2 separate regions of the Homo sapiens genome follow, and region 1 is linked to region 2. The links are chromatin loops, found by intact Hi-C in ENCODE. Cell type or tissue: MCF 10A. All regions are shown on one strand. Links, peaks and the distances in the headings refer to the core of each region. The heading gives the core; the rest is flanking DNA. Region 1 overlaps LOC105369655 (a long non-coding RNA gene). Region 2 holds the start of CLEC2A (C-type lectin domain family 2 member A).

Evidence for each region. Peaks named below come from ENCODE experiments on the same cell type or tissue, not always from the same donor. Only the 100,000 strongest peaks of a DNase experiment are listed, where the experiment ranks them.
Region 1: a loop joins it to region 2, with 6 times the contacts of the local background. A loop is called at or near these places in 6 of 110 quality-filtered maps.

The regions. Positions count from the first base shown.
Region 1 is chr12:10,130,865-10,147,656 of GRCh38, forward strand. It overlaps LOC105369655 (a long non-coding RNA gene), which reads left to right. Exons shown (of 4, transcript XR_007063208.1): 2 at 217-376; 3 at 821-928; 4 at 2,422-2,750. Among named protein-coding and RNA genes, the nearest start is that of CLEC7A, 9.1 kb to the left of the region's middle. RefSeq lists an enhancer at 2,874-3,694. In MCF 10A, for the core only: a CTCF peak has its summit at 9,350 (motif pointing left); DNase peaks (open chromatin) are centred at 5,957 and 9,317.
Region 2 is chr12:9,917,814-9,934,605 of GRCh38, forward strand. It overlaps CLEC2A (C-type lectin domain family 2 member A), which reads right to left and starts at 14,557. Exons shown (of 5, transcript NM_001130711.2): 1 at 14,462-14,557; 2 at 8,447-8,530; 3 at 4,253-4,419. The coding sequence starts at 14,516. In MCF 10A, for the core only: a CTCF peak has its summit at 8,212 (motif pointing left); a DNase peak (open chromatin) is centred at 8,138.

The DNA of each region.
Region 1 (16,792 bases), core at 5,646-13,645, 210 kb after region 2:
TTAGCCTCTTTCTCAGGTTTAAGAAGCTAATTTTAAAAATTTAGAGCAAGGAATCAAATCAAAGCTGACTCTTGCTGCAAAACTCGTGGTCTTTTCTGTTACGCTACACTGCCTCTTTCATCATTCCATACACTTATATTGCAAGGAACAGCTTATGGAAGGTGTTGGGACTGAAATATTATGTTAGATGTTTGATTTTTTTTCCCTCTCTTCCAGTTTCCATAGTAATGATCAAATCAAAGAAATATAGAAAACACCTAACATTGCTGGAAACTGAAGAGGTGTTCAACTCATTTATCCGACCTTGAAGCCAGTAGAGTGCAGGAGACATCTGAGTGTTGTCAAGGATCAACAAATCTGGATACTAGTTAATGTGGTGAGGACAGGTTTTATTCAGTAATACTATTGCAACAGGAACCAGTGCAGCATTAACTGAACTCAACTTCCCCAAAAGTAAAGCTGATGACATTTTAAAGTGGAGTTTGCTAAGGAAAAGATACTGAGTGGTGTTAAGGAAAGTTAATGTGACTAGACTCTCTGGATTTGTTAATTGGCCCTTATCCAGAGGACAGAGAAACTTTGCCTATCTATATGACAGAAGGACATGGTGATAGTTGAAGTGAAGCACCCAGCTAAGTTGGTCCTTATGCTGCATCTGAAAGAAAGAGCAAGATTTATCTCCCTGAATGTTTGCATTTCAAAGAAACAGCTCCCAAGTCCTTGAAGAAACAGTTCTGTGTGGTAGATTTGCTTCTCAAAGGGCAGAGAAAGAATTTAACTGTAAGATTTATTTTTCTTTTCTTTCTTTTTTTTTTTTTAGACGAAATTTCGCTCTTGTTGCCCAGGCTGGTGTGCAAATGGCACGATCTCGGCTCACCACAACCTCCGCCTCCCGGGTTCAAGCGATTCTCCTGCCTCAGCCTCCTGAGTAAGCTGGGATTACAGGCATGTGCCACCACGCCAGGCTAATTTTGTATTTTTAGTAGAGACAGCATTTCTCCATGTTGGTCAGGCTGGTCTTGAACCCCTGACCTCTGGTGATCCGCCTGCCTCGGCCTCCCAAAGTGCTGGGATTACAGGCGTGAGCCACTGCACCTGGCCTAACTGTAAGATTTCTAAAGTAACTGCTCTAAAAGGAATTCAGGAGCCTATCTGTTACCAAGTTTTTTGTTGTTGTTGTTGTTTTGAGACAGAGTCTCGCTCTGTTGCCCACGCTGGAGTGCAGTGGCGCGATTTCGGCTCACTGCAAGCTCTGCCTCCTGGGTTCACGCCATTCTCCTGCCTCAGCCTCCCAAGTAGCTGGGACTACAGGCGCCCGCCACCATGCCTGGCTAATTTTTTGTATTTTTAGTAGAGACAGGGTTTCATCGTGTTAACCAGAATGGTCTCGATCTCCTGACCTCGTGATCCGCCCGCCTCGGCCTCCCAAGGTGCTGGGATTACACGCATGAGCCACCACACCTGGCCTGTTAACAAGTTTTAACTGGAACAAAAAGTAAATTCTCCTAGCAGCATTGGGCTTCCTCAGGCTGGCCTTTTAAGTAGTGCTGAATCATCCTATGGACCTTGCCTTAGGCTACTAGAAGGCGTGCTAGAGTTTGCCAAGTCTCTAGTGCAGAGATTTGGGAGGAGTTGTTATATGATGAGGGCTCTGCAGTTCTGACAGTCTAACACCTATCAAAATGGAAGAGAGCTCAAGAGAGTACATAAATGAGCTTCCCGCCTTACTTAAGCTGCCACAAAAGTTTTACTAAGTTTTTGTAGACATGTTGCAAAGTGGTAATGTGGATCTTAATCTCAACATTCATCAGTGTTTCAGTCCTATAATGCAGTGCTTGGAAAGCAGCGTATGAGGTTCAGGACATGCAACCCCAAAATATGGATTCTTGGCATTTGAGAAAACAGCAGAATCAGGAAATTCACTCTCACACCTTTCCCCGTCTTTCTGCCCTGAAGCAGATCATAAGACCCTTATTTTAGAAGTATTGTTTCCTAGAGGAAAGAAACTTCCTTATCTTTGAAGATACAGAGATGCCAAGAAGAATCTGAACAAATTAGTCTTGCTAAGCTCCCTCCAGTTTATTAGCATTAGATCATACCCTCCTTGTCCAACGTAGGGGAGAAAAAGTAGTATCTTTTCCTTGCCCATCACCAGGTTCGTGACTGAGACCCCTATAACAAAAGACAGATTAACAAAACAAAAGCATGTAAATGTTATACGACAAGAGAGCCTTCTGAAATGAAGACGCAGGGAAAACTGAGTATTTCTACGGACAGTTATGCAGAAGTATGACTGGAGAACAAAAGGGTATAATCTAATGGTAATAAGCTGAGTAGAACTTAACAAGGCCTGTTTGTTCAGGTAACTTCTATTAAATAAATTTGGATGCTATTCTCTTGTTGATCTATGTTTTATTGTAGATGCCGTGAACCTAGCAATGAGTGAGGAAAAGGAATCTTTCACCCCTACAAAGGGATACCATGGAATTTCTCAAACAGTGAATACATTGGCTCCAGGAAAAAGGGTCGACCTCTTAAATAGAAATAGAGAACTAGAGAACAATAATGAGGGGAGTACCTTGCAGTCAGTAATAAGAAGCTGTCTTTACTATCAAATCAGACCTCCAGTGGGAGAGTTTTTCCCTATAGTGACTTTGACTGTCACCCTGTGTTTAATCACAATCCTATGAAAACAGTTAACTCTCTAAGTGGTCAAAGAAATTTTTCAATAAACATAAACTTTAGTCTAATTCTCATTATTCTCCTTTTTTGTCTCTTTGTCTAAAATAAAGCAATTAAACATTAATTATGCAAATCATTGACAAACTAGAAAAACAATACCCTTCGTATTTCAAGACAGTGGGAGAGATAGGCTGGGTATTCAGAGAAAAATACCCCTCATTAAATGTTAATGCAAGAAACAGGTGGAAGGCCGAGCATGGTGGCTCAGGCCTGTAATTCCTACACTTTGGGAGGCTGAGGCAGGTGGATCACCTGAGGTCAGCAGTTTGAGATCAGTCTGGCAAACATGATGGAACCCCATCTCTACTAAAAATATAAAAAATTAGCTGGGTGGGGTGGCAGGTGCCTTTAATCCCAGCTATTTAGGAGGCTGAGACAGGAGAATCACTTGAACCCAGGAGGTGGAAGTTGTAGTGAGCCAAGATCGTGCCACTGCACCCCAACCTGGGCAACAACAGTGAAACTCCATCTAAAAAAAAAAAAAAAAAAAAAGGAAAGAAACAGGTGGAAACAAACCAACCTAACAAAAGAAAAGACAAAAAACAAACCAGTTATCTAACTTACATTTTCAGTGAAGTTTGTTGAAAACTTTCATCTATAAAACAAGTGGGTCATCCAAGAAAAATGAGCAATCTGGCCGGGTGCAATGGCTCATGCCTGTAATCCCAGCACTTTGGGAGGCAGAGACAGGCAGATCACCTGAGGTCAGGAGTTCGAGACCAGCCTGACAAACATGGAGAAACCTCGTCTCTACTAAAAATACAAAATTAGCCAGGCGTGGAGGCGCATGCCTGTAATCTCAGCCACTTGGGAGGCTGAGGCAGGAGAATTGCTTGAACCCAGGAGGCAGAGGCTTCAGTGAGCCAAGAGTAAGCCAAGATCGTGCCACTGCACTCCAGCCTGGGCAACAAGAGCAAAAACTCTGTCAAAAAAAAAAAAAAAGAAAAGAAAGAAAGAGAAAAAAGAAAAATGAGCAATCTGAGAAGAGTTCTTAGAAGTGGAAAACACATTTTATAAACTAAAATTGTAATTAATGAAACCCAGAGGTAGATTGAATATTACATCAATAAAATAGCTGAAAGAACCGAATTCATAATAGCTGAGTCTCAGGAATGGAAAACAAAACATTGTATGTTCTCACTTATAAGTGAGAGCTAAGCTATGAAAATACAAAGACATAGGAATGATACAATGGATTTTGGGGACTTGGAGGGAAGGGCGGGAGGTGGGTGAGAGATAAAAGATTACACATTGGGTACAGTGTACACTGCTCAGGTGATGGGTGCAACAAAAATATAAGAAATCACCACTAAAAAACTTATCCATGTAACCAAACACCACCTGCTCCCCAAAACCTGTTAAAATAAAAAATAAAAGAATAGCTGAGTCAGTCTGCTCACTCACTGCTATATACATTAAGTAGTAGTGTTTACTCTCAGAATTAAACCTCAAAAAATAGCATTCTTTTCAAACAAATATCTATTTTGTATATGTCTAATGTGACTTTCTGGAAAATTCATACAAATAAATGAAGAGAAATAAGTAAACATGTGAATATATAGAAATAAATGGATACATGAATTAAATAGAAAAGATTATGGCTGGGCACGGTGGCTCATGCCTGTAATCTCAGAACTTTGGGAGGTCAAGGCAGGTGGTTGGCTTGAGTCCAGGAGTTCGAGACTAGCCTGGCAACATGGCAAAACTCCATCTCTACAAAAAAAAAAATACAAAAAATTAGCCAGCTATGGTGGTACATGCCTGTGGTTCAAAGTACTTGGGAGGCTGAGGTGAGAGGGTTTCTTTGAGCCCCGGAGGCAGAGGTTGCAGTGAGCCAAGCTGGCGCCACTGCACTCCAGCCTGGGTAACAGAGCAAGACTCTGTCTCAAAAAAATAATAAAAATAACAAAGAAAACAAGATTATTAAAACCAAACTAAGCATTAAACTTAAGAACCACTGCAGAAAAACATGTTCAGTCCTCAGAAGATAGCAACATTTCAAAGTACCTTCCCAATTAAAAAAAAATCAAATTTCTCTTCCAATTTGAATGCTAAATTGGGCCTCTTTCCTCTCTTCCTCTTCTCTGACTCTCTGCCTCCTTCCTTTCCTTGTTTTCTCTATTCATCCATTAACAATTAAATATCTACTGAATATTTACTATATTCACAAACCTGAGGCTCAATCCCAATCCTAATTGATTTCTCATTATATTTGAGGAAGAAAGACATGTAAAAAAAATTACTTCGGTATCCCTTGGATTGACTGAAGCACCAAATTTACTTAGCTTTACTCACAACACTTACAAATGCTTCATTTTAGATGGTGTAGTCATTCATAGCTCTCCCACCTTCCCTGCCAGGGATCCCCAGCTCCCAATTGCCAAGCCCATGCTCCTCCTTTCTTCTTTGTGACTTTGCTTTTAACATTTAGTTGCCATCAAATAAACTGACACCTGGCAGGTCTCTAGTACTTCCTTAAAGGAGCCGGACTCACTGCCAGGGCACAGAGCATCTGCTCTTCCCAGCACCCCCCTCCAGAGGCCTTTGTTCTTCCCTTTAATAGTCCCTGAAATGCAAAATTGAGAATGGGTACTGTAAACTATTCCATATAAATTAATCTTTAATAACTTTTTATTTTATTTATTTATTTATTTTTGAGATGGAGTTTCGCTCTTGTTTCCCAGGCTGGAGTGCAATGGCGCGATCTCAGCTCGCTGCAACCTCCGCCTCCCGGGTTCAAGTGATTCTCCTGCCTCAGCCTCCCAAGTAGCTGGGATTACAGGCATGTGCCACCATACCCAGCTAATTTTTTGTATTTTTAGTAGAGACGGGGTTTCTCCATGTTGGTTAGGCTGGTCTCGAACTGCTGACCTCAGGTACTCCACCTGCCTCAACCTCCCAAAGTGCTAGGATTACAGGCATGAGCCACCTCACCTGGCCTTTAATGACATTTTGATTAAAAAAGCCAAAAAAAAAAAAAAAACCAGACATGGTGGTTCACACCTTAATCCCAACACTTTGGGAAGCCAGGGTGGGAGGATAGCTAGAGCTCGGGAGTTCATGACCAGCCTGGGCAACATGGCAAAACCCTGTCTCCGCAAAAAATACAAAAATTGTTGGGAAAAGATGAGTGCTGGGAGAAGCTGAAGCAGGGCTTGCATGTCTGACATAACATAAAAGAGTGTTGGAACATGTCCAGGTCCAGAGTCTGAAACCTCTCATGGCCTTTGGAACACCAAACTCTGTGCTAAGGGTGGAAGGCTACCCTGATGCGCCATAATCTAAGCTCAGGGCATAAAACCCCTCGTGGCTTGGATAGAATCCAGGGCTCATGGCTCTCGAATGTGTCTAGACTTGCTGGCTCCTTGCTTCTCGCCCTACCAGGCTCCTAGATCGATTGTGTCTCAGAATTGGCCATATAAATGCTAAACCATCACAGCTGTAACTCATGTGCTTAATGCAACGCTCCCTTTCGACCCCCACGTTCTCACCACCTGTTTCTTTGTTTGATCACCAATAAACAGTCTGGGCTTCCGGAGCTCGGGGCCTTCGCAGCCTCCATAACTAGTGTTGGCCCCCTGGACCCACTTTCTCTCTCAAACTGTCTTTTCTCATTCCTTTGACTCTGTTGGACTTCGTCACCCCCACGACCTGGTGTTGGGTCCGATCACCACAACAAAAAATTAGTCGGGCATGGTGGCATGTGCCTGTAGTCCCAGCTACTCAGGAGGTTGAGGCAGGAGGATCGCTTGAGCTCAGGAGATTAAGGCTGCAGTGAGCCGAGATCCTACCACTGCACTCCAGCCTGAGCTACAGGCTGTCTCAAACAAACAAGAAAAAAGAGCAAGACAAATCAAACAGAAGAGTATGAGGCATTGTCCTAAAAGACTTCCCTGGTAGTTTAACTTCAAGCTGCAGAGCATCCTGGCAATTAGTTTTAAGTAGAGGACAAAATAACTTGACATTTCTTTTTTCTTAGGAAGTCAGATTATAATGAAAATCTAAATTGACAGAGCCAAAAAATTCAAAAGATTCAGGAGAAGGGATTGTAGTCATGGCAATGAGAGGAGGAAAAAATAAAGAAGTACAACCAGGTATGTTAAGTAGTGAGAAAATGGAAAGAACAGTGTAGAAGATACACATGGAGGTTTTGTGATAAGGTAAGGAACCTAGAAATAATGTTGAGAAGGAAATAGGAAGAAAAAAAGGCAATTCAGGCTGGGGGTGGTGGCTCACGCCTGTAATCTCAGCAGTTTGAGAGGCTGAGGTAGGCAGATCTCTTGAGGTCAGGAGTTCGAGACCAGCCTGGCCAACATGGTGAAACCCTGTCTCTACTAAAAATACAAAAATTAGCTGGGTGTGGTGGCAGGTGCCTGTAATCCCGTTTGTACCCACAACAGGGACAGTCTATTTCAAGGGTGGATTTTACCCCCATGCCCATTGCTCAAGGGTCTCCTGAAACTATCTCGGGCAGTCAAAATGAAAATGGTCAGTTTGGGACTCAATGTCCTTGGTCAACTGCCTTGTTCCTGCTTCTTCCAGTTTAACTCACTGAACCCCAGGACTCCTTTTCCTTGAAAAGGTGGACATAGAAAACTTATAAATAGGCTATTTATGAGTTTATAAGTAAATTTCATATACAATAAATAAACAGCCTATTTATAAGTTTTCTATGTCCTCTTTTTTTAAAAAAGTGTTATTTCTTCTCCTCCCTCCTTTTCTTCTGACCATTTCAATACGATATTACACTTACTTCTTTTTCAAGAGTACAATCAGAGAAAAATTCAATTAAATGAATTTTAGAATTAATCCTGAAACCAAGTTTTGGTATTTTTAAACTTATCATTTACTTGAATTTTGAATTGTCTTTTTTCGGAGGGATGGAATCTCACTCTTCTGCCCAGGCTGGAGTGCAGTGGCGCCATCTTGGCTCACCACAAACTCTGCCTCCCGGGTTCAAGCGATTCTCCTTCGTCAGCCTCCCTAGTAGCTGGGAAAAGGAGTCCTGGGGTTCAGTGAGATAAAATGGAAGAAGCAAGAACAAGGCAGTTGACCAAGGACACTGAGTCCCAAATTGGCCATTTTCATCTTGACTGCAGGAGATAGTTTCAGGAGACTCTTGAGCAATGGCATGGAGGTAAAATCTACCCTCGAAATAGACAGTTCCTGTCGTGGGTACAAATGGAGAAACCTTGGAAGAGAAGAAAAAGCATCTCCAAATGTGGGAGTCAAGAAAAAAAATGGCATAGGAAGCAAAATTCAGCTGTGTATGTTTATTTGTTTGCTTTAGGTTACCTGTGGGTCATCCCTCTTTATTTTACCCATAGCGGCTCTGTGTTCCATTGCATTCACTTTTGTTACTTTATTGGACATCCATGTTTCAGTTCTGTATCCTATAACTCAGCATCATCTTTAGTAGAAAAATACAGCAGAATGTGATGCAGGACAGGCCAAACAGGAAGGTCTCTGGACTGTCCCAATATTGATTCAACCAGAGCATCTCTGATGTTGCTTTTTTGATAGGTGGAAATTTTATATACAATTTCATTTAGAAAAAAAGCAATTGAGCAATGAAAATATTTGGAAGCTAGTCACCTGACAAATTCCATTCACTTTTTAAAAGAGGGGTAACAGGCCGGGCACAGTGGCTCACACCTGTAATCCCAGCACTTTCGGAGGCCGAGGCGGGCAGATCACTTGAGGCCAGGTGTTCAAGACCAGCCTGGCCAACATGGCAAAACCCCATCTCTACTAAAAATACAAAAATTAGCAGGGCATGGTGGTACAGGCCCGTAATCCCAGCTGCTCGGGAGGTTGAAGCATGAATCCTTTGAATCCGGGAGGCAGAGGAGGCTGCAGTGAGCTGAGATCCTGACACTACACTCCAGCCTGGGCAACAGAGTAAGACTCTGTCTAAAAAAGCAAACAACAAAAAAAAAAGGTGGACACAGTGGCTCACACCTATAATCTAAGCACTTTGGGAAGTCTAGGTGGGTGGATAACCTGAGGTCAGGAGTTCGAGACCAGCCTGGCCAACATGGTAAAACCCCATCTCTACTGAAAATACAAAAATTAGCCAGGAATGGTGGCACGCCCCTGTAATCCCAGCTACTCGGGAGGCTGAGGTGAGAGAATTGCTTGAACACGGGAGGCAGAGATTGCACAATTGCACTCCAGCCTGGGCAACAGAGCGAGACCTCACCTCGAAACAAAATAAATAAATAAATAAATAAAAGAAACAGCTCAATATAGGTGAATTAAATTACATAAGAAGGAAAAAACTTCAAGTTACTTGTAGAGCTTGGAATTTCAGAGTCTACGTTCTACCCAGTAAATGCAGCATGTGGCATTGCTGCTTCTGACTCTGTCACTGATGGACTGTATGACTTTAGATATATTGTTTAATTTTCTATGCTTGCTTCTTCACCAGTAAAATGATAATGGGTCTTAAATCTCTGTTGGGATCCTTGTATGGCAAATAAGGTAAGTACAGAAAAACTGATAAAAATAGATTCCTTGTGGTGTTTGAGCTCAGCTAAGCCAGCATGAGTTAACCAAAATGATGTGGCAAAATCAGCAGGCATGAATGAGGTGACGGTGCCATCTGCTGCTTCGTTTTAGGAATTTCAAGGTAAGTTAGAGGAATTTAATCTATTTTATTCATTTGCAAGTAAAACTGAAAAATTTCTGCAGGCTAGACCTGTCTCATAATAAAAATGGCACTTTCATTCTGCTAAAAGGCATCTATGGTTCTTCATTCCTAAGGAATTATCATCATTAGGAGTTAGCTTCTATTAAGATCACCTGTTAGAGTTCAATAATTACCATGTACATTTATTTTTAATTTTAAATTTCTGCCACCATCAGTTCCTAGAAAGAAGGGAACATATCTTGCTCAGTACCAACTCCCAGTGCCTAGAGTGATGCACTGACTACATTAAATGGATGAATAAGATCATATAGCTAGCTATTTTTAATTTGTTTATTTTCTTCCTCCATACCACACTGTAGGCACCATGAGAACAGGTTCTAAGTATATTCATTACTGTCAACCCTGTTAGCACTAAAGAAAGAAGGTATTCACTAGAGCGTTGATAAATAAATGAATTAATTAATGAATAAACCAAAAATGAGAAAAAAACAATTCTAATCCATATATCTTTGTAAAAATAAGAGTGAAGGGGAAATCAAAATATCTGAAGTTGTTATTTTTTATCTAACTTACTGAAGTATATATTCAGCCTTTTAAAAATTACACAGCTGGTCAGGTGCAGTGCCTAACACCTGTAATCCCAGCACTTTGGGTGGCCCATGTGGGTTGATTGCTTGAGGCCAGGAGTTCGAGACCAGCCTGGCCAACATGGTGAAACCCTATCTCTACTAAAAATACAGAAATTAGCTGACATGGTGGTACATGCCTGTAGTCCCAGCTACTCGGGAAGCTGAGGCACAAGAATAGCTGGAACCCAGGAGGCGGAGGTTTCAGTGAACCAAGATCGTGCCACTGCATTCCAGCCTGGGCAACAGAGCAAGACCTTGTCTCAAAAAAAAAAAAAAGTACATAGTAGATATCCTGTAGCATTTTCAAAATATAACAAAGTAATAAGACAGGCATAAGTAATTATTTTAATTTGTAAAAGGTTTGGTATTTATTGTAAATAAATAAGACAGTGTTGTATAAGCTTACCGAAGGCAGACAATTTGATATTTATGAATATACTGAGATAGATTTCTGCTATCAGTATTATAGGATGCTTTACTGAATTTGAATTATTTATAATATTGCTATTGGATTGTATGTTATCTGAGAGTTGAGATACAAATTATCTATCAGCTGTGCTGTTAAAGGAGTAAAAGAACTAGGGAAGATCTGAGACATTTGACTGTTTGTTGGAATATAACATGGACCATTAAATTTAACTGTGTTGTCACCAAAGTTCAGTTTAATAATTATCAAAGCCCTCAGATTTCCTTATGGTCCACATACAAGTCAGATGGATGATACTCCTACTTAATTCTGTGCTTCCCAACTCTGTCAATGCTTAGAACTCCTCAATTCTTTTATATATATATGAATAACAATTAAAATATATGCATATGTAAAGAATAATATTAAAAATATACCCATATATTTTTAATTTACTTCCAGGAAACGAGTACTCCATCAGTAAAAATGGCACATTTTTACAGGTGTTATCCATCATGGGATGAGGGGGATCATGGAAAAGTGGAGATTAAGAGGATCTGGGAGATAAACACAGATGCAAAGGAAGTACATTTGAAGATATTAATATAAAGATGGAATGTCTTAAATTTGCTCATTTTACTTGTTACATTTTAAAAACTTGAACAGGCCTGGCGTGGTGACTCACGCCTGTAATCCTAGCACTTTGGGAGGCCAAGGCGGACGGATCACCTGAGGTCAGGAGTTCAAGACCAGCCTGGTCAACATGGTGAAACCCTGTCTCTACTAAAATACAAAAATTAGCCATGCATGATGGCGGGTGCTTGTAATCCCAGCTACTCGGGAGGCTGAGATGGGAGAATCGCTTGAACCCAGGAGATAGTGGTTGCATTGAACCAAGATCACGCCACTGCACTCCAGCCTGGATGGCTAAGTGAGACTCTGTCTCAAAAAAATAAATAAATAAATAAACAAGCAAAAAACCAAAAACAAAACAAACAAAAAAACCTTAAACAATAAATTCAGGAAAGTATACACATTCTGCTAAGCCAGCACAGCCCAAAGTTTACTGTATGAAATACTCTAAGGTAATTGGATATTTGAAATTACATTCACTTATATACCATCTGTTCCCATACCAACTCAAGTTTTCTTTCAGAGCCCCAATAAACCTCAGACAAATCTCCACAATTAAAAAAAAAAAAACTGCAGAAATGCTGGATGTTACTTTTTATGGTTAGTAAAAGAAGGGCCAAGTCAGGATATGTTCCACAGCATGCTATTTTAACAACAACAACAACAAAGAATCCAAAGCAATGTTTACCAGTGCAATTAAACCTAATTAACAGGTCCTTTAGATTATTTGACCAATATGTTCTAAGAACTTAAGAATCGACAATCAAAACCAGAATATTTATAGGGCCTTAAGAAGATAAAAAAAATTAAACAAATATATGAGTAGCTAACATTTCTTGAACTCTTACCAAATTCTAGGCACATTGTGAAGGACTTTATAAACATCATTCCATTAAATCCTCAAATATCTCTGAGGTAGCTATTAGTGGTATTCCTCTTTCAGTTGAGAACTTCAAGGCATTAAGAGGGTACATAGCTTGCCTTAGACAACAGAAATGTTCAGTAATTAACTGGGATTTGAACTCAGTTCAACTTCAGAGCCCTTGTGCTTAACTATCATATTTATTTCTCATTACAGAAATGCATGCATGAACAATAGTTTATTTACATCAGGAGTCAGTAAATATCTTCTGAAAAGGGAGAGAGGGTAACCATTTTAGATTTTGCAGTCCACTTTCAGTCTTTGCTGCACATATTTTTAATAACCCTTTTAAAATGTAAAAATTAGTCTTAGATCACAGCATGCACATAACAGCCCTCAGGCCAAGAGCTGAAGTTGTAGCCCTGATTTAAATGATATAGTTGGGATCAAAAAGCAGTATATGAACTAATAGAAAGAGTTATCCCCAGGATAGATCAGATCATGGCAATTGCCTCTGAATCTAAGGTTTAAGAAAATAATGCACCAGTGTCTATAAGGATTGAAGACAGAAATAGTAAGGGCGAATGGGCAATGACTCACAGGCACTATCAGCTTGGCTAAAGAAGATAGCTCTGTCATCAACTTTGAAATAGAAACTACCAGACACAAAGTCAAGAATCCATCTTTCAGTATTGAAGTACAATTTTTTTCCCCAGGGATACTCTCAGTTCAACTTATCTTTGTTCAATGATATCAGTAGCCCTAACAGAAAGAGAAGCTTAAATACCTAATTACAAAATAGTTATCTTGAACTTTTTCTTATAGCCACAATAGAGTAACAAGGACTCAATTCACCTTCCAAATTAAAACAAACAAAAGGATATACATATATAAAGCAATAGTTTTTAAAACACTGGCTATCAAGTAATCAAGGACAGTGATTCCTGAGAGATGGAAAACAAGCAAGGTGAGCTCTATAATCGCCCTAGCTTACCAAGTTTAGAATGTTTCCAGGCCACACACAGGGAAGGGGAACTGAGGATGAGGCTAGTAAACTCCATGGATTAAAGATATATAAAGCTGAAAGCCAGAGAAGAAAAAGGCAAACAGAGTTCAGAGGAGAGTACAAGAGAAGAGTAGGCTGCATCAAGAAAGAACTCAGAGATCTACAGAGGATCTTGCTTGAGGACTCAGCAGAGTTCAGATCAAAGCACAAGTGTGAGGAGCTACCAGAGGGTCCAAGGAAAGAAACATCCAAACTGATTAGAGAAAACACTTCCCAGTGCTCACACACAGCAAGGAACAGTGCCCTTTCCCAACATCAAGGCTGGAAAAGATCATAGTTCAGTGAGGCTTTCAGTAGGATATTCAGAAACTCTTGCCTTCATAGTGGGAAATAATTAAGCCCCAGAATGAGAAATTCTTTAATATTGCCTATCATAAAAACAATAACAGAAACGTCACACTGTTTCTATGAAACTTAAACATATCTCATAATAAAACTCATAGGAGCACAAACCTATTTAGTATCGACCAAGGTAAAATGAACAATGTCTGGCTTTCAATCAAAGATCAGCAGGCATGCAAAGAGTTACAAAAATATGACCCATAATGGGGAGAATAATAATCAAAACCAACTCAGAGGTTAGAATTAGAAGATGTAGACATTAAGATAATTAATGTGTTCAAAACACATTTATATATTTTAAAAGTTACATAGAGATGTAGAAGACAAAAAAAAAACACCAAAGTACACTTTTAGAAATGTAAATGACAAAAGATAAAATTAAAAATACACTGTAAGGTATTAATGGCAGATTGGACACCCAGAAGGAAAGACTAGTGAACCTGGAGATATAACAAGAGTCACTATTAAAAATGAAGCCCCGAGAGAATATAATTTTAAAAGGAAAAGAAAGAAAGGGAAGAAGAAAGAAAAGTAAAATAAAAGAAGGAAGGCAAGCAAGAAAGAAGGAAAAGAGGCCAGGCGCGGTGGCCCACGCCTGTAATCCCAGCACTTTGGGAGGCCGAGGCGGGTGGATCACGAAGTCAGGAGATCGAGACCATCCTGGCTATCTAGGTGAAATCCCATCTCTACTAATAAATACAAAAAATTAGCCGGGCGTGGTGGCGGGCACCTGTAGTACTTGGGAGGCTGAGGCAGGAGAATGGCATGAACCCGGGAGGTGGAGCTTGCAGTGAGCCGAGATCGTGCCACTGCACTCCAGCCTGGGCGACAGAGTGAGACTCTGTCTCAAAAAAAAAAAAAAGAAGGAAAAGAGAAGGAGAAAGAACAGAAAGTAATAGAAAGGAAAGAAGGCAGGGGGAAGAGAAGCGGAAAGTAAGAGAGGGGAGGGGACGGGAGGGAAAGGGCAGAGCAGAGCATTAGGTTGCTGGGAGATAATTTCTAGCGCCTAATACGCGTGTATTAAATCCCTTAACAGTGTGTGGGAGTGGGGTAGAGGTTGGAGCAGAAAACATATTTGAAAAAATAATGCTTAACATTTTCAAAGCTAATGAAAAATGTAAAACAATAGATCCAAAAGCTAAAGAACTCTGAATACAAGAAACAAACAAAAAAACTTCACCAAGGCACATCATAATAAAAAATGCATAAACCCTGTGACAAAACGAAAATAAAATATCTAACAAAAGCATAGATAATTATGTACAGAGAAACAAAGAATGATAGAATATTTGTCATAAGAAATAATACAAGTAAGAAGACTGTGGAGTAACATTTTTGAAGTATACAAAAAAATCTGTCAGCCTAGCATTCTACACCCAGTGAAAATATCATTTAAAAGTACAGATGAAATAATAATGTTTTCAGACATCTTAAATCAGAATTAATCACAAACAGAATTTCAGTAGAGAAAACATTTAAAAAATTCTTCAGGAGGCCGGGCACGGTGGCTCACACCTGTAATCCCAGCACTTTGGGAGGCCAAGGCAGGCAGATCACAAGGTCAAGAGATCGAGACCATCCTGGCTAACATGGTGAAACCCTGTCTCTACTAAAAAATACAAAAAATTAGCCAGGCATGGTGGCAGGTGCCTGTAGTCCCAGCTACTTGGGAGGCTGAGGCAGGAGAATGGCATCAACCTGGGAGGCGGAGCTTGCAGTGAGCAGAGATCGGCCACTGCACTCCAGCCTGGGCGACAGAGCGAGACTCCGTCTAAAAAAAAAAAAAAAAAAGGAGGAAAAAGAAATAGGAAATAGATCAAAGGAGACAAATTGAAAACAAATATCAAGATGACAGACTTAAGTATAATTAATCAGAATTTCATTAAATGTAAATGTTTTAAACACCCAAAAGAAATTGTTAAATGATGTAAAATAGCGAGCCCAAATGTTATGTCAGCTAAAAGGAATATACTCGGTTTAAAGACAAAAAAATAGGTTAAAAGTAAAAGGATAAAAAAAGATATATCATGCCAATATTAATCAAAGAAAAGCAGGAGTGGCTGTACTAATTTCAGACTAATAGATTTCAGAACAAACATTACTAACAGGAATAAAAAAGTTTACTTGGTTAGAGGTCAGTTCATCAAGAGAGAATGAAAATCCATAATATTTATGCCTTGATTATCAGAGCTTTAAAATATACAAAGCAAACCTGATAGAACTACAGGAGAAGTAGACAAAATCATAATTATCATCAAAGGTTAGATACTCCTTTTTCAATAATTGATATGATAATAGACAAAAAATATCAGCAAGCATATAACAGACTTCAACCAGACTGGGGATGGTGACTCATGCCTGTAATCCCAGCACTTTGCGAGGCGAGTCAGGTGGATCACCTGAGGTCTGGAGTTCAAGACCAGTCTGGCCAACTTGACGAAACTAAGAATACAAAAATTAGAGGGGCATGGTGGTGTATGCCTGTAATCCCAGCTACTCGGGAGGCTGAGGCAGGAGAATCTCTTGAACCCAGGAGGCGGAGGTTGCAGTGAGCCAAGATCGCGCCACTGCACTCCAGCCTGGGGGACAAAAGCGAAACTCTGTCTCAAAAAACTATATATATATATAGCCGGGCATGGTGGCACATGACTGTAATCCCAGCTTCGCAGGAGGCTGAGAGAGGAGAATCGCTTGAACCCGGGAGGCGGAGGTTGCACCCGCGCCACTGCACTCCAGCCTGGCCGACAGAGACCGAGACACCTTCTCAAAACTAAATAAATAAATAAAGACTTGAATCAAATTATTGTCCGCATTTATTTGATGTACATTTTAACAACATTCCATCCAACGACAACAGATTACATATTCTTTTTAAGTGTACATGGAAAATTTGCCAAGATAGATCATATTTTTGGCCATAAAATGTCTCAATAAATTTAAGGGTTTAAGTCATTAAAAATGTTTCTTCTCACATGGAAACTAATAGTATAATGATTTCTGGAAAATTCCCAAGTATTTGGAAATTAACACATTCTAAATAATCAATGAATCAAAGAGGAAATTTGAAGGGAAATTAGAAAGTGTTTTGAACTGAATAAATGTGAAAAATTACCATACCAGAATCTGTTGTATACCACTAAAGCAATATTTAAAGGAAAGTTTAAAGCACTGCATGACTATATAAAAAAGAAGAAATGCCTCAAATTAATGAACTCAGCTTCCATATTAAGAAACAAGAAAAAGAAGAAATTAAAACCCAACTAAGTAGAAAAAAGAAACAATAGCAATCAAAGTAGAAATTAATGAAATAGGAAACAAAAATATATAGACAAAGTCAATGAAACAAAGAGCTTTTTTAGACAGCAATTTCAACTTTTATTCTAGATTCAGTGGGTACATATGCAGGTTTGTTACATGGGTAAATTTCATGATGCTGAGGTTTGTAGTGCAGATCATTCTG
Region 2 (16,792 bases), core at 5,196-13,195:
ATATCTCGTTGTGGTTTTAATGTGCACTTCTCTAATGATCAGTGATGTTGAGCTTTTTTTCATGTTTGTTGGTGAAATGTATGTCTTCTTTTAAAAAGGGTCTCTTTATGCCCTTTGCCCAATTTTAATAGGGTTGTTTTTCTCTTGTAAATTTGTTTTAAGTTCCTTAGAGATGCTGATGTTAGACTTTGACAGATGCATAGCTTGCAAAAGTTTTCTCCCATTCTGTAGTTTGTCTGTTTACTGTGTTAATAGTTTCTTTTGCTGTGCAGAAACTCTTAAGTTTAATTAGATAATATTTGTCAATTTTTGCATTTTTTTTTACTATTGCTTTTGTTGTCTTTGTCATGAAATTTGCCTGTTTCAATGTCCAGGATGGTATTGCCTAGGTTTTCTTCCAGTCTTTTTATAGTTTGGGGTTTTACATTTAGGTCTTTAATCCATCCTGAGTTGATTTTTGTATATGGTATAAGGAAGGAGTCTTGCTTCAATCCTTTGCATATGGCTAGCCAGTTATTCCAGCACAATTGATTAAATATGGAGTTCTTTTCCTATTGCTTGTTTTTGTCAGCTTTGTCAAAGATCAGATGGTCGTAGGTGTGTGTCCTTATTTCTGGGCTCTCTATTCTGTTCCACTGGTCTATGTGCCTGTTTTTGTACCAGTACCATGCTGTTTTGGTTACTGTAGCCCTGTAGTATAGTTTGCAGTCAGGTAACATGATGCTCCTAGCTTTATTCTTTTTGCTTAGGATTGCCTTGGCAATTTGGGCTCTTTTATGATTCCATATGAATTTTAAAATAGTTTTTTCTTTCTAATTTCATGAAGAATATCATTGGTAGTTTGACAGGAATAGCATTGAATTTCTGTCAGTTCAATGCCATTCCAGCCAGTTCAGCCTCGTTAAGAACTCTTGTTGGAGAACTGGTGCAGTTGTTTGGAAAACATATGACACTCTGACTATTTGAGTTACTGGAGTTCTTGCATTAATTCTGTCTCATCTCTGCAGTGGGTGTCAATTTAACTGCAGTGTATATTTAGTACAGTCGATAGATCTCTTTTCTGTTTGTTTTCATAGGGCTGAAGCTTTGTGCAGGGTCTTTATTTGAAGGTGACTTCTTTAATTTTAGAGGGGGTTATGTTAGTGAGATATTTTTGGTGTTGAAGATTTGAGGTGTGATCCAGTAGGTTGCGCTTGGACGTATTTGTCAGTTGGGAGACTCTTGATCCATTGTGTGACTCCCTTACTTTTCCTCACAGTTGCAGCCATGTTCTCTCTCAATGTTCTGAAAATGTGGGTTTCTCTCCCACTTGAGTGCTGGCTATAGATTGTGACTTGGCAATTCTAGGCTGCCCACTGCAGCTCTTGGGTGATCTCAGTGTTTATGTTTCTTCCCCAACTTGGAGGCAGCAATGGAAGAGACCTTAGTAGTGGTTAAAGCCAATGGTCTTTTGCTTTTCTCCTGGGAGCTTCACTCCAGAGAGATGCAAGTAAGCAATCATTCAGTGCAATCAGCCCAGGATGGAGGGTCTCTGCTGTGGGCCCAAGCTGGAGGTTCCATGTCTGGTGATGAGCAAGGTGGGTGAGCAGAGCCTGTGGAGATGGACTGGCCTCCTCTCCTGCAACTTGTTGGAGGTGTGGATGAGAGACTTAGGGTCTTTGCTCCTTCATTAGTCTGAGGGCAGCAAGGGCAGTTCCAGTGCAGAGGCAGTGGCAGAGAGGTTTCCTGTTGCCCCTGGAGGCTCTCTCTAAGACATTCCAGAGCTGCTACTGGCTCAATAGCGCTTGCGAGGGGGGCTGGAGGCCCAGGCCTGGAGGACCCTCCTGGTGAGGAGACAAGGAGATGGGCACTCATGTAACAGTCTGGCCACTTTATCATAGGGCTGCTGTGGTATGCTGGTGGCCATCTCCAGTCCCTATTTACCTCGGATTTTCTGATACCTGTAGGTACCAACAGTGAAGCCTACAAAACAGCAAAGAAGGTGGCCTGCCCCTCCCTCTGTGAGCTCTGTGCCAGGGAGGTACATAGCTATTACCGGCCCAAGAACACCTGTAGGAGGCAGCTAAAGACCCTGGTTAGAGATCCTGCCCAGTGAGGAGGAATGGGATTGGGTACCCACTTACAAGGGCAGTCTGGCCACTTTTTTGTAGAGCAGCTGTGCCGTGCTGGGGGACCACTTCCACCCCTGGTCAACTTGGACTCTCCAAAGCCTGAAGGCTGGATGGCTAAGTCACCCAAACAGCAAAGATGGCTGCCCACATCTCCCTCTGGGAGCTGTTTCAGGGAGGTGCAATGCTGTTATTGATGGCTGGCTAGAACTCCAAGCCAGTGGGTCCTATCCTGTGAGATGCCATGGAAGTGGGTCCTGCAGAATGTCGCTGCTCAGCCTCCTGGATTCAGCCCCTTTACTAGGGATGTGTAAGGGGGTCTAACCTCCCTCTTCGCTGGAGTTTCAACTACTTTTGCTGGGAAGCCTGGAACTCCTGGCTATCTGAGGCTCCCGGGTCACTGCACATGCCTGAGAGGCTGCTCTTTTGAAGCTCCACTTAGCTCTGTGTGTCAGACTGAAGGCCCCGGTGGAGTTGGTTTACAAGGGGATCTCCTGACCCGAGGGTTGCAAAGATCCATGGGAGCAGCATGGGTTCCAGGGGTTGCACATTCACTCACCACTTCCCTGGGCGAGGGGAGTTCCCCTGGCTCCATGTCGTTCCCAGGTTGGCCATCGACCTGCCTTGCTTTTCTTCATTGTCTATGGGTTGAGTTGTTTCCTTGATTAGTTCCATTGCGTGTACCCTGGATGTTTCAGTTCAAAGTGCTGTATTTACTCACCCCTTCAGTTCCTCTCTTTGAGAGCTGCGCACTCCAGCTACTTCTAGTCGGCCATCTTGGCCACTCTCCAACCCCCAGCTTTTCTTTAAAAACTAATCTATTTTCTTACTCTGTGTCCCTAGAGTCCACGTGTCTCCTTCTTTGCCCTCTTTACTTCCATTAATTCACTCGCGTCTTCGAAGTGCACATATTTCCTTCATTTCCTTGTCTCTAAATTCTAAGAGCTGTATTTTTAAAAATTTTTTCTGTCTATGCTTGGTAGAATGCAAATTGAAAAGGGTTTAAAAAATCTACTTAATAATCTAAGAACATTTAACGAAGACATTTAGATACATAAACAGTATGCATTGTGGTAAAGGACATGGCATCACTAGTCATCTTGCCTGGGTTCAAATCCCAGCCCAACAACTTATGGCTGTGTCATTGGCTGGGTTACATAACATTTCTGTGACTGACTTTCCTCATCTTTAAAGTAGGGAGAGTTATATAACTCCTTCATGGGTGTTAGTAGAAGATTACATGAGATTATATAGTTTCAGTGCTTAGAACACTGTTGAGCACACATTGTCATACACAGTTGACTCAAACAATGTGGCAGTTAGGGGCACTGACCGCCTGTGCAGTCAAAAGTCTGTATATAACTTTTGACTCCTCAAAAAGTTAACCATGCTGTTTATGGTATCTCATGCTAATTCTAGCACTTTGGGAGGCTGAGGCAGTAGAATTGCTTGATCTCAGTTTGAGACCAGCCTGGACAACATAGTGAGACCTCATCTCTACAAAAAATAAACAAAATTAGCCAGGAGTGGTGGTCTGCACCTGTAGTCCCAGCTACTCAGGAGGCTAAGGTGGGAGGATTGCTTGATCCCAGGAATTCAAGGCTACAGTGAGCTGAGATTGCACCACTGCACTCCAGCCTAGGTGCCAGAGTGAGACTCTGTCTTAAAAACAAACAAACAAACAAACAAAAAACAAAAACAGAAAACTTAGCCACTAGTAGCCTGCTGTTGACTGGAAGTCTTACTGGTAACATAAAAGTAAATTAACATATATTTTCATGTTATTTGAATTATATGCTGTATTATTACCATAAAGGAAGCTAGAGAAAAGAAGATGTTATTAAGAAAATCACAAGAAAGAGAAAATCTATTTACTATTCATTAAGTGGAAGTGAAGACATCGTAAAAGTCTTCATCCTCGTTGTTTTCATATTGAGTAGGCTGAGGAGGGGGAAGAAGAGGAGGGTTTGCTCTTGCTGTCTCAAGGGTGGCAGAGGAAAAATAATCCAGGTATAAGTGAACCCACACAGTTCAAACCCATGTTGTTCAAGGATCAATTGTATTATAGTATTAGCTATTATTGTTTTATTATGTTTTTATACAAACAATCTCTGAAATTACTGAAGACTTTTCTGTTTTCTTACCATGTCTTCTTGTGTATCAATCTGAGCAAGTTCTGCTTTCTGCAAACTACAAAATATTTTACTGGCTGTCCAATTTCTGGTATCATCAGAAAAATAGAAACACTTATCTCTCACTCCAAGCCAGTCCCCTGAACATGCCACAGGTTTAGCATGCTTGGACCATGTGGCTGAAAAAAAAAGAAAGAAATGATCAGATAAAGCATATGTTAAAAAGTGTTTCTACTCATTCAGGTGTATTAATTTTACTTTTTGCTTCCACAGTTTGAGGCCCGTAAGTTAGCTTCCCCCCTCCCCAGAATGAGGATGAATTAACTTCCCCTGTCTGTAAGGAAGATCATTTAGTGATCAAGCAGTGCATACTTTTTTCTATTTCCCTGGCTTCTATTTTGAGAAATGGAACCACTAGCTTCTCATAATCTATATTAATATCCTGCCAAAAACAATGCATAAAATGTAGCTATAAATTCTGCAATCAAGGTAGAGTGCTGGAGATCTGCATGTAATTTAGGTTTCGAGGTTAGGGTAAGAAATGGAGGCTTTCCTTTACCTATGAAAACACCCAAGCTAGGAAAGTGAAACTTGCCATAAAGGACAACACATAAGTGAAACATAAGAATTAGTGAAACCTTTGTTTCATTTCATTTACATCCAGTGCTGAAGAATATGGAATAATAATGAAAGCACATTGTTTGGAGATTTACTGTCTCAAGGTTTTATTTAGGTGCTAAGTATTCAGAATAAGACAAGTCCATGCATTCCACATGTTTGAATAAATTAATGCAAGTAATAAAGAGCCAACTATATGCTCAAATGTAGGGCAAACTCCAAAGGCTGCACCCCCTACTCCACCATGATTTATTATTATTATTATTATTTTGTAGTGCTCAGAAGTGGATACAGGCTACTACACAGGGTGTAAGATATAATGTGTTTCAACTCTGTCTCTGTGCTCTTTTTGTTGTGTTTTGTTTTGTTAAACTTTAAGTTCTGGGATAAATCTGCAGAGTGTGCAGGTTTGTGACGTTGGTATACATGTGCCATGGTGGCTTGCTGCACCTATCAACCCATCTTCTAGGTTTGAAGCCCCGCATGCATTAGGTATTTTGCAATCTATCCATTTGACAAAGGACTAATATCCAGAATCTACAAAGAACTTAAACAAATTTACAAGAAAAAAACAATCCCATCAAAAAGTGGGTGAAGGATATGAACAGACACTTCTCAAAGAAGACATTTACGCAGCCAACAGACACAGGAAAAAACGCTCATCATCACTGGCCATCAAAGAAATGCAAATCAAAACCACAATGAGATATCATCTCGCACCAGTTAGAATGGTGATCATTAAAAAGTCAGGAAACAACAGGTGCTGGAGAGGATGTGGAGAAATAGGAATACTTTTACACTGTTGGTGGGACTGTAAACTAGTTCAACCATTGTGGAAGACAGTGTGGCGATTCCTCAGGGATCTAGAACTAGAAATACCATTTGACCCAGCCATTCCATTACTGGGTATATACCCGAAGGATTATAAATCATGCTGCTATAAAGACACATACACACGTATGTTTATTGTGGCACTATTCACAATAGCAAAGACTTGGAACCAAACCAAGTGCCCATCAATGATAGACTGGATTAAGAAAATGTGGCACATATACACCATGGAATACTATGCAGCCTTAAAAAAGGATGAGTTCATGTCCTTTGTAGGGACATGGATGAAGCTGGAAACCATCATTCTCAGCAAACTATGGCAAGGACAGAAAACCAAACACCACATGTTCTCACTCATAGGTGGGAATTGAACAATGAGAACACATGGACACAGGGACGGGAATATCACACATTGGGGTGATGTTGGGGTTGGGGGAGTGGGGAGGGATAGCCCCCCTGTCGTGGGGTTGGGAGAGTGGGGAGGGATAGCATTAGGAGATATATCTAATGTAAATGACGAGTTAATGGGTGCAGCACACCAACATGGCACATGTATACATATGTAACACAAACCTGCACATTGTGCACATGTACCCTAGAACTTAAAGTATAATAATAAAAAAAAGAAAAAAAGAAAAAATAATAATCGCCATACTGACTGGCCTGAGATGGTATCTCATGTGGTTTTGATTTGCATTTCTCTACTGACCAGTGATGATGAGCTTTTCTTTATATGTTTACTGGCCACATAAATGTCTTCTTTTGTCTTTCTGCTCTTTTTAATCAATGAATAAATGAACATAAAAACTTACTGTAGAAACTCTTGTCTATATTTAACTTCCAGATGTTTAGACAGCAATAACATTAAGCTCTAAGACTACACTGACAGTAGAGACTATAAACAAGAAGACTATCAGTATTCTTGAGAATGACCGAAACCCAACCCAACCCAACCCAACCCAACCCAATCAAACCAAAACAAAACAAAGAGCAGTGCTACTTAGCCAAATATAAGTGCTAAATTAAGCAAACCATGCATATGGAAAATCAAGTGCTGGGGACTATTTGGCCATGGCTCAGGAATTAAATTCTACCTTTGGATCTTTTTCACAAAATAAACCCATAGAACCCAGAGGAAATTTAACAACTTCATTTTTACAAATATTGCAATTCCAATGAGACAGTCTTGCAAAAGGTCACATATGCCGTTATTTCTTTGTTTTTTTTCATTTAACTTAATATGATAGTGAAGGAGTTCAGAACATGATGCCCCGAAATATGTCACTCAGGCATATAGACTCTTTTGAGTTAAACGCACTTTTAAAACAGCAGATGCAAGAGAAAACACTCTGAGCTTCCTTATTTTTCTTATAAGCAGGAGATAAAATACCTTTGTGAAAGATATCTTCTCTATACCAGAAGGAAAGCAACATTCTTATAGTCAAGGATAGGTAGTTGAGGCCAAAGGAAATGTGTGCAAACAACATTTGTTAATTTAACATTTATCTTTCCGGTCACTTTTCTACCCAATTAATTACCCTAGATCAAACCTCTTTGCCTTGCCACATTTTCATAATTTATTACCCTTTGTTGAATTCAATATATAAGTGTTCAACTCTACCTGCATCTTTAGGCTTTCATAAGGAAGACGTGCATGTCACGTCAAACTTATATTAACTAAACGCATGTGCTTTGCTCAAGTTGATGTGTCTTGTGTCAATTTCATTCTCAGGCCCGCAGAAAAACCCTGAGCGGGTAGAGGTAAGATTTTGCATTCCAACTAATAGAAATAAATAAAGTTTTATAGAACAAACTATTAGTGACATAACTTACTCTTGATTAAAAAGAAATTAAAGGAATGCTACAATTATGAAGGTCAAGCTGCATGGTTTTTAAAATTTATCAAGCATTAGAGTTATACAGCCAAGGTGTTTGATCCTAGGTCTGGAATGTATTATTTGTGAGAGGCAACTTACTCATTCTGTCCTGTATATTTTTTATCTGTAAATGGATTTTCTTATACCTGTATCCTAGTCTAATGAGGATTAAATACAAATAGCAGAGCATAGTGTATTTAACATTAGCTCACTAATTCACAAACTCTAAAAAAGAAAATTATCTGTAACAAGCCCATAGAACTGATGTTTATGTGGGATTTTTTTTTATAAATATAGAAATTGATCCTCCTAGTTTTAAAACTTGAAACTTACATTTGTCTTATTTGAGTTCATTCTTTAGGAATCTGACCTTTAGTCCTCTCAGATAGTAACAGGAAACCGAAAGTCACCAGATCACCACTTCCAGACAAGGGACTCCTCACTGCCATGATTGTCTAACCGACCACCTGCTCCCTGTTGACCAACTCTTCTTCCCTACCCCTCCCTAATTCGGGAATAGTCATTGTCTCCGGGATTGGCTTTCTGTGCCCTGAGCAATGGGACCTAGACTGAACCCCTGGCATTTCAGTAACATCGCTATTGCTGTTGCCATCTGGTGGTCATCTAAGAATTTAAGATTATTTTTCTTAAGCATCAAGGACTATAAAGTCAAGAACATAATTCTATTGTAAAACTGAGAGTGTTTGGGGGAGAGGCAAGGATTATGGTAAAAACTGTTGAACTGGTAAAAATTTGAGGACAAGTGTCTATAAAACCCTTTAATCACTCTAGATGTGGGAGATTTGGAGTTAAACTTGAGATATACATGGACCCTTCAGGAGTGAAGAACCATAGAAAGTGTATGAATTAAACCACTCACCTATCATAATAATGCAAACTGTAGTAATAATAATACTCAGGAAGCACATAAGGCCAATCTTCCAGTTTTGTATCAACTTGGGAACTGCAAATTAAATCAACACATATTTTACAATTTCTGAATAAACACTGACTCGATATTATTACTGGTGTATTCCTCTCCTATAATTGTTAATCAGGAAACCCTCAATCAAGTACATACATCTCAAAATAACAAAGGATAGCAAACCATCAAAAAGTGCAAGGAAGATAAGTACCAAAAAATGATTGCTATAGCTGTTCGGCTCGAGAGAGTGGTGAGTGGAGAAATCACTGAGTTTTGGGGGAATGAGGAAGGAAAGGAAAGGAAAGTTTACTTAAAAGGTAGAAATAGTTTGAATGGGGGATTTTAAGCAAAAAGGCATAAAGATCATCAAAAGGTCCACGATTAGAGCAAATGTTTATAACAGATATATAAGGCAATAGGATTAAAGACAGGAAAGAAAGGAGTCATAAGGTCATGACAGAAGACCTTAAATGAGAGATATATTTTTCTTTATTCTTTAAGCCATGGAGGAAATAAACAATGTGTTTCAGCCAGAGAATATTCAAGATAAAAGCAGTAATTTATTTATTTGTGGTAAGCAAACAAAATTAGAGAAAACTCAGGATTTGACACTCGTGGAAATGCTATGAGGTTAAGAACAAATAATAATTCTATTAATGATAAAGTAATTGTAGCTGATATATCATTAGTAGATGTAGAAACAATCTAGGAAGAATGTGCGTGTATGTGTGTGTCTGTGTGTGTGTGTGTACAGTCATGCATAGCTTAGCAATGGGGAGATATTTTGAGAAATGTGCCTTTAGGTGATTGTGTCATTGTTGGAACATCATAGAATGTACTTACACAAACTTAGACAGTATAGCCTACTAACACCTAGGCTATATATTACAGACTGTTGCTCCTAGACTACAAAACTGGATAGCATGTTATCGTACTAATTACTGCAGGCAATTATAACACAATGCTAAATGCTTGCGTCTAAACATAGAAAAGGTACAGTGAAAATACCATATAAAAGATCAAAAATGGTACACCTTTACAAGGCAGCTTCATTGTAATCTTATGGGACCATTGTTGTTATGCAATCTGTCATTGACCAAAACATTGTTCTATGGTGCATGACTATATGTGTATATCGTGCATATATGCATAAACACAGATTATATATATGTATGCATGCCTATATGCATATATATGCTTTATATGTATGTATATATACATGTACATATACATACATATATTTAAATATCAGAAAAGAGGACTTGAAGAAAGAAAAATTTAAAAAGAAGTCATGTTTTCTCTCTTTCTTCAGAACTTAAAGCAGCCTTAGTGAATGAAAACTTGAAAAAGTTACTAGTTTTCATGATCACCAGACTACAGATAATGTGCAATAAAGTAATTTCAAGACTGGATTGAGAGAAGCCAGATTCTGAGATGTTTACAAAGAGAATGTTTGATAGGAAGAAGAGTTTGGTAATTTATCTTACATCTAGAGAAACAATAGCTAAAGATAGAAAACATAAAATGTGTTTTTTTTTTCAAGATTAGGGAGAAATGAAGAACAAGGAAGAAGAAAAGATAAAAACCACTGCACAAATTTCAGACACCCAAAATAGTAATTTGTGGGCAAAGCCATGTCTTACACAAAAGGTATTGAAACAATTGAGAAAAAAAGGCTTTACCATACGACAACATCAGCTTACAAAATTTATTTAAGACGTATTATTGACCTGAACATAAAACCTGAAACCATACAATTTCTAGAAAACATAAAATAGTTTGTGACCATGAGAATTAGTAAAGCTGTCTTAGAGAAAGAAGAGAAAGTACAGTGTAAAATTAAAAGAAAATGATAAATTGAATTTAATTGAAATTTAAGGGCTGGGCACAGTGGCTCATGCCTGTAATCCCAGCACTTTGGGAGGCCAAGGAGGGTGGATCACCTGAGGTCAGGAATTTGAGACCAGCCTGGCCAACATGGTGAGACCCCTTCTCTACTAAAAACACAAAAAATTAGCTGTGCATGATGGCAGGCACCTGTAATCCCAGCTACTCGGGAGGTTGAGGCAGGAGAATACTTGAACCCAGGAGGCGGAGGCTGCAGTGATCAGAATTATGCCACTGCACTCCAGCCTGGGTGACAGAGTGAGGCTCTGTCTTAAAAAAGAAAAAGAAAGAAAGAAAGAAGAAGGAAAGAAAGAAAGAAAGAAACCTCTGCCCATTTCAAGATACAAGACACTGTTGTGAATATAAATATGCAAGTTACAGACTGGGAGAAAATAGTCACAATATGTGTATGCAAAAAAGACTGGTATCGAAAATACTAAAAGGTCTGTAGTTTAGAGATATAGTACAAACAACTTGATAAAAAAAAGAACCAAAGTCTTGAACAAATACTTACAGAAGAATACACGCAAGTGAGCAATAAGCACATAAAAGATGTTCCATATTATTAGTCACAAGCAAAATGCAGAATAAAACCACAATGGAATATGACTACATGCCACTTGCACTGTTAAAATGAAAAAGACTGACAGCACCAAGTGTTAGCAGGATATAGGGGAACCGAAACACATACACAACTGGTTGAAGTACAAAAATGTATAAGTGTTTTGGAAAATTCTTTAGCAGTTTTTATTTTTAATTAAAATATATGTCCTTCATTCCTGTTCTGGCATGTGATATTTGCAATAGATTGGAAGTCATCCCTACTGTTCTCACAGTGACAACAAAAAAAAAGCTGAGAAAACTAAATAAAAACAACACTTCTAGTATACAGAAATAGTATTGATTTGTTAAATGTGCTCTTTTAAGTAACCCTCTTGAACTCTGGTATTATTTTTAATAGTTTTCTAGTTGATTCTATTGGTATTTATTTTTATATAATCAAATTATCTGAAAATATTGCAGATACAACTCTTCCATTGCAATCCTTGTCCTTTATAATTCCTTTTGTTTTCTTATATCACTGGTTACCTTTAGCATTGTACTACACTATTGCTAAACAGTAGTAGTTACAGTGAACATTTTTTTCTTGTTTTTAATCTTAAATGGAATGTTTAAATTTTCATTATTAAGCACTGTAAAAATGCTGTATAAATTTAACATACAACATTAGCAATTTAAAAAAGAATTTTTCTATTCCTAGTTTCTTAACAGGGACTTATCTCAGATAGACATTGAATGTTATCATGTTTCCTTGTTGTTATCAAATGCACTTACTGAATAATTGTGTGGACTTTCTTTCAAAAAATTTTAATATTTTTTGCACTGATATTCTGATATCTAAGCATTCCTAACATAAATCCACTTGTATATGAATTTTTAACTGCTTTGTTGTATATAGTAAATAAATATTTTCTTGGAATTTCTACTTCTAATTTCATAAGAAGATGAGTCTGTTTCTTTTTGTCTTGTTCTGACTTTGTTTGGAAATCAAAAAGTCTATTAAATCGGGGTAAATTTCTCATTTTGCTGTTTTTTGAAGCAAGATGTCCAATACAAAAATTAGCTATTTCTTGAAAGATCAGTAGATTACTCTATTTTAGTTGCCTTTTCAATGTATTTATTTTTAATTTCTATAATTCTATAATTATTTATTTCTTCTCATTACATTTTGGCATTTTATATTTTTTAGACCTCTACCTTCTTTTTTTAATATTTATAAGCGCATTAGTGTTTTAGTTTGCTAGGCCTGCCGTAACAAGTTGTCACAAACTGGGCGGCTAAAATTAACAGGAATGTATTGTCGTACAGTTCTGGAGACAAGAAGTCTGAAATTAAGATGTTGGTCGGATGGGTTCCTTGTGAGGCCTGTAAGGAAAGAATCTGTTCCAGGCCATTCTCCTTGGCTTGAAGATGGCATTCTCCCTGTATATGGATCCGTCTCTAAATTTTCCTTTTTTATGAGAACACCAGTAATATTAAATTAGGTCCCAACCTACCGACCTAATTTTAACGTGGTAAAGACACTATCTCCAAACCAGATCACATTCTGAGGTAGAGGGGGTTAGAGCCTCAATATATAAAATTTTAAGGGAACAGAGTTTGCCCCATAATAATTGATGAATTATTTCCATAATGTTTTATTAAATTTTAATATTTGTGGTTTTTGTGATTATTTGTACTTTTTTGATATTTTCTTTATTGTATCGTCTTCTGCAAACTTTTAGACATCTAGTTCTCTCGTCTTTTCTAATAGCCACCATTTGATTTGTTATCCCTCTCATTTCTTCTCTTTTTCACTAACGTCTCCTATTATCTCATTTTTTAATTTTGTATATTTTTCTTTCACTCTATTGTGCCAGATGCATGTTTTTTTCTTATCTATTTTGTTTGTACACTTTTGAAGTTTCAGTTTGAGGTATTTGGCTTTTATTAGTTTTAGAAGTTGGAATATTATTTCTTCAAATATTTCCTATCCGCTATTCTTTTTTTCTCTCTCTCTGTTTCAGATTCTTGTTATCTAGAAGGTGGCATTTCTACTTCTATTTTTCATATCTCTCAGCTTTTATTTTATATTTTCTAACTGTTTTCTTTTCTGTCATGTTTTTAATAGCATCTCCTAGGTCTTATTCATTCTTAATCAGCGTCCATTCTATTAATTAACTCCTCAAAGTGTTCTTTATTTCAAACACTATATTTCTATAATTATTATTTTCACTTGGTTTTTATTGTGTTCTTGGTGCTTCTTCATTTCATTAATATCTTTTCTTTTGGAGCATTTTTATTATGCTTTAATTAAATTCTCAGACTAGATGTTCTAATGATTCCTGCAGCCCGGCTTTCTCATAATCTTCCAGTACATGCTTCACAGTACTTCATATTTTGTCTTCTCGTTATGCAATGAGATAAATTTTCTTCCACTTTTTACTCTCTAAACTCTTAAATCTGTTACCCAGACAAGCCTGACTAATTTATTTGGCTAAAGGGATGGAATCTTATTTCTTTTTGTAATACTAATGTCCAATTGTGTAAAATGTAGACTAATTTTTAAAAATTTTCTTATGAAGTTTTCATAGATCAAGAGTTCGTAACTATGACCAATAGTTAGAATATACAACGAAGTAAATTTAACCTTACCCTAAAGAAACTTCTAAATAGAACATCCTTAAATTAAAATGGAAAGTCTTCTAAGACAGAGAGATATTATCACTGAAAACATTCTAGTATAGGCTGCTAGAAATGCTGTAGCTAGAAATCGTATGGTAGATGAAAAGTTTTACTAGGTAGCTACTGAGGTCTCTTCAACCTTTAAGAGTATCAGGCTTACTTATTATTAAAAGAATTATCCCAATTGCCCTGGGAATTCATATCAGTAAACTCTGATAGTGGTTTCAGCTGGAGTCCTTAACTCATTTCAAGATTTTACTTTTTATCTCTTCACTGTCTTTATCTTAAAGTTTTGGCAGGCTTCCTATTCCAGTCATTTGGCATACAATTCATTCGTTTTCTTTAACATAAACCCTCAGAACTATTGTGAATGGAGGGTGTTTGTATGTGTACCTTGTTTTTATTTATTGGTTTGTTTATGTTTCAATCCACTGAAAACAAACTTCATTGTTGGCCTTAGCTGAATCTTAAAATTTTTGAAAAGTTCTTTTCAGTCTTATGAAGTCACAATCATCAAGCCTCCTTCCAGAGTGAAGCATTTGCTTTTTATTCTGTATAAAAGTGTTAAGCAATTTTTTCCCTGTGAAAGTACATTTTAAAAATATTCTTATTGAGATATAATACACGTACCATAAAATTCTGCCCCAAAACCTTCTTACACACAAGCTTATACCCTCTCTTGCAGACATAAAACTCTACATGCTCTAACAGGCTTCCACAATTCTCCGGAAGTGCTTCCCCATCCCTCACTTACTTTAGTAGACTTTCACAGTAAGTAAAGAGTCCATATTTTTAAGCTGTCCTGTATTTTGTTTTATCTTTCCTTTACTTCCTTCTCATTCACTCTATAAAACTTACCTATCCGATGTATGAAGCCATCAGCTCTGCCATCCCGCAGCTCTGGATTAATCATGGCAAGGCGCTAACCGATGGAGATCAGTAGGAGAGGACTAGAAAGCTTTTCATGTACATCACTTATTTAGGCACTGAGCAAGCTTCAGTCAAAAGAGACTTAACCAATCCAAATGGAAAACATCAGTACTAATTTTAGATCAAAGATAAAAGTAGGCAGACTTGTTAGTTTAAGGAAGGAATTTAAAAATTAACTCATCCATAACAAAAGGATCGTAAAGTCAATCATGTAAACACCACAACAACCGTGCTATGGAACATTTCCATCATCTTTCTTTTTTTCCTTGTGTAATCACTATCTTTTCTGACCCTGGACCCTGGCAAGCATTACTTTGCTTTATATCAACATAGTTTTTCCTTTCATGGAATTTTTTTTTTTTGAGGCAGGGTCTCACTGTGTTGCCCAGGCTGGAGTGCAGTGGGGAAAACTTGGCCCATTGCAACTTTGACCTCCTTGGCTCAAGCAATCCTCCTGCCCTACCCACCCAAGTAGCTGGGACTACAGTCGCGCACCATCATGCCCTGCTAATTTTATTTTTTGTAGAGACTAGGTCTCATTATATTGCCCAGACTGGTCTTGAACTCCTGGGCTTAAGTGATCTTCTGGCTTCAGTCACCCAAAGTACTGGGATTACAGGCATGAGCCACCACGGCCAGCCCCTTTCATAGAATTTTATATAAATGGTATCATATAATATGTAGTGTCTTGTCTCTTGCTTATTTCATTTATAATACTTTTGAGATTCACTCAAGTTGTTGTGCAGGTAAGTAGTTCATTCCCTTTTATTTCTTAGTAGTATTCCTATTGCATGTTATACCAGAAATTATCTCTTTGATCACTAGTTGATGGACTTTTGTTTCTAGGGTGGGACTGTTATGTATGAAACTGCTGTACACAGGCATTTTTGTGTGAGCAAGTTTTCTCTTGGATAAATTCCCAGAAATTGAATTGCTGCATCATATAAGTATGTTTATCTTTATAAAAAGCTGTAAAACTGGCTGGGCGCGGTGTCTGTCACCTGTAATCCCAGCACTTGGGGAGGCCGAGGCGGGTGGATCATGAGGTCAGGAGATCGAGACTATCCTGGCTAACACAATGAAACCCCGTCTCTACTAAAAATACAAAAAATTAGCCGGGCCTGGTGGCGGGTACCTGTAGTCCCAGCTACTCGAGAGGCTGAGGCAGGAGAATGGTGTGAACCCGGGAGGCGGAGCTTGCAGTGAGCCGAGATCGTGCCACTGCACTCCAGCCTGGGCAACTGAGCAAGACTCCGTCTCAAAAAAAAAAAAAAAAAATTTGCTTCAGCCTGGAATCTTTGCTTTTGGTGCTTCGGTGCAGAGACAGAAAACGGGCACTCAGAGTCACACTGGTAGTTGCACACTGTATCTGCAGAGGGCGTGTCTCATCTGTACCCCGCTGGGTTACGGGATTTCAGGAGGTATTTTTGTCCACCTGCGAATTCCATTTATTACCTTTCATTTAACAGACAATGTCTTTCCTTTCTGCAGTTGATTTTGCTAAAGAGGCAATTCATAAGGTGAGGTCCTACTCATAGTATGACTTGCTTTCTCACGACCTCCTTCCATTTTTAGTAACTCCCTGGTCTATTTGGTGTCTGTAAAAAAAGAATCTGGTAATGGAGACTTCTTTTAATATGGAAATTTGGCCTGGCAATAACTTATTCCTTTCCACATGTAACTGACCCAATCTGGTTTCCAGATGACAAGTATGCAAGCCCCAGATGTTGAGAAGCCATATTTCAACTGCTTCCTGCATCTGTTGAAATATAATTGTTCATACTTGCCATCCCTTATGTTTCTTGTAACAATTTGCACAGTTCTTGCCAGAATAAATGCCATTCTCTGTATGCTTCAGAGAATTCCGCAATTTGATCAGTGTGTGTGTGTGTGTGTGTGTGTGTGACCTTCCGTAAAACACTTCTAAAGGGTGAAAGCTCTTGTATGGCATAGACATGAATTCCTTCCTCTGGTAATAATTAGGTTATTTCCAGAAGCACAGTGTCATTTTTTTTTTTTTTTTGAGATGGAGTTTCTCTCCTGTGGCCCAGGCTGGAATGCAATGGTGTGATCTCGGCTCACGCAACTTCCACCTCCTGGGTTCAAGTGATTCTCCTGCCTCAGCCTCCTGAGTAGCTGGGATTATGGGCATGCACCACCATGCCTGCCTAATTTTGTATTTTTAGTAGAGACGAGGCTTCTCCATGTTGGTCCAGCTGGTCTCGAACTCCTGACCTCAGGTTATCCACCCGCCTCGGC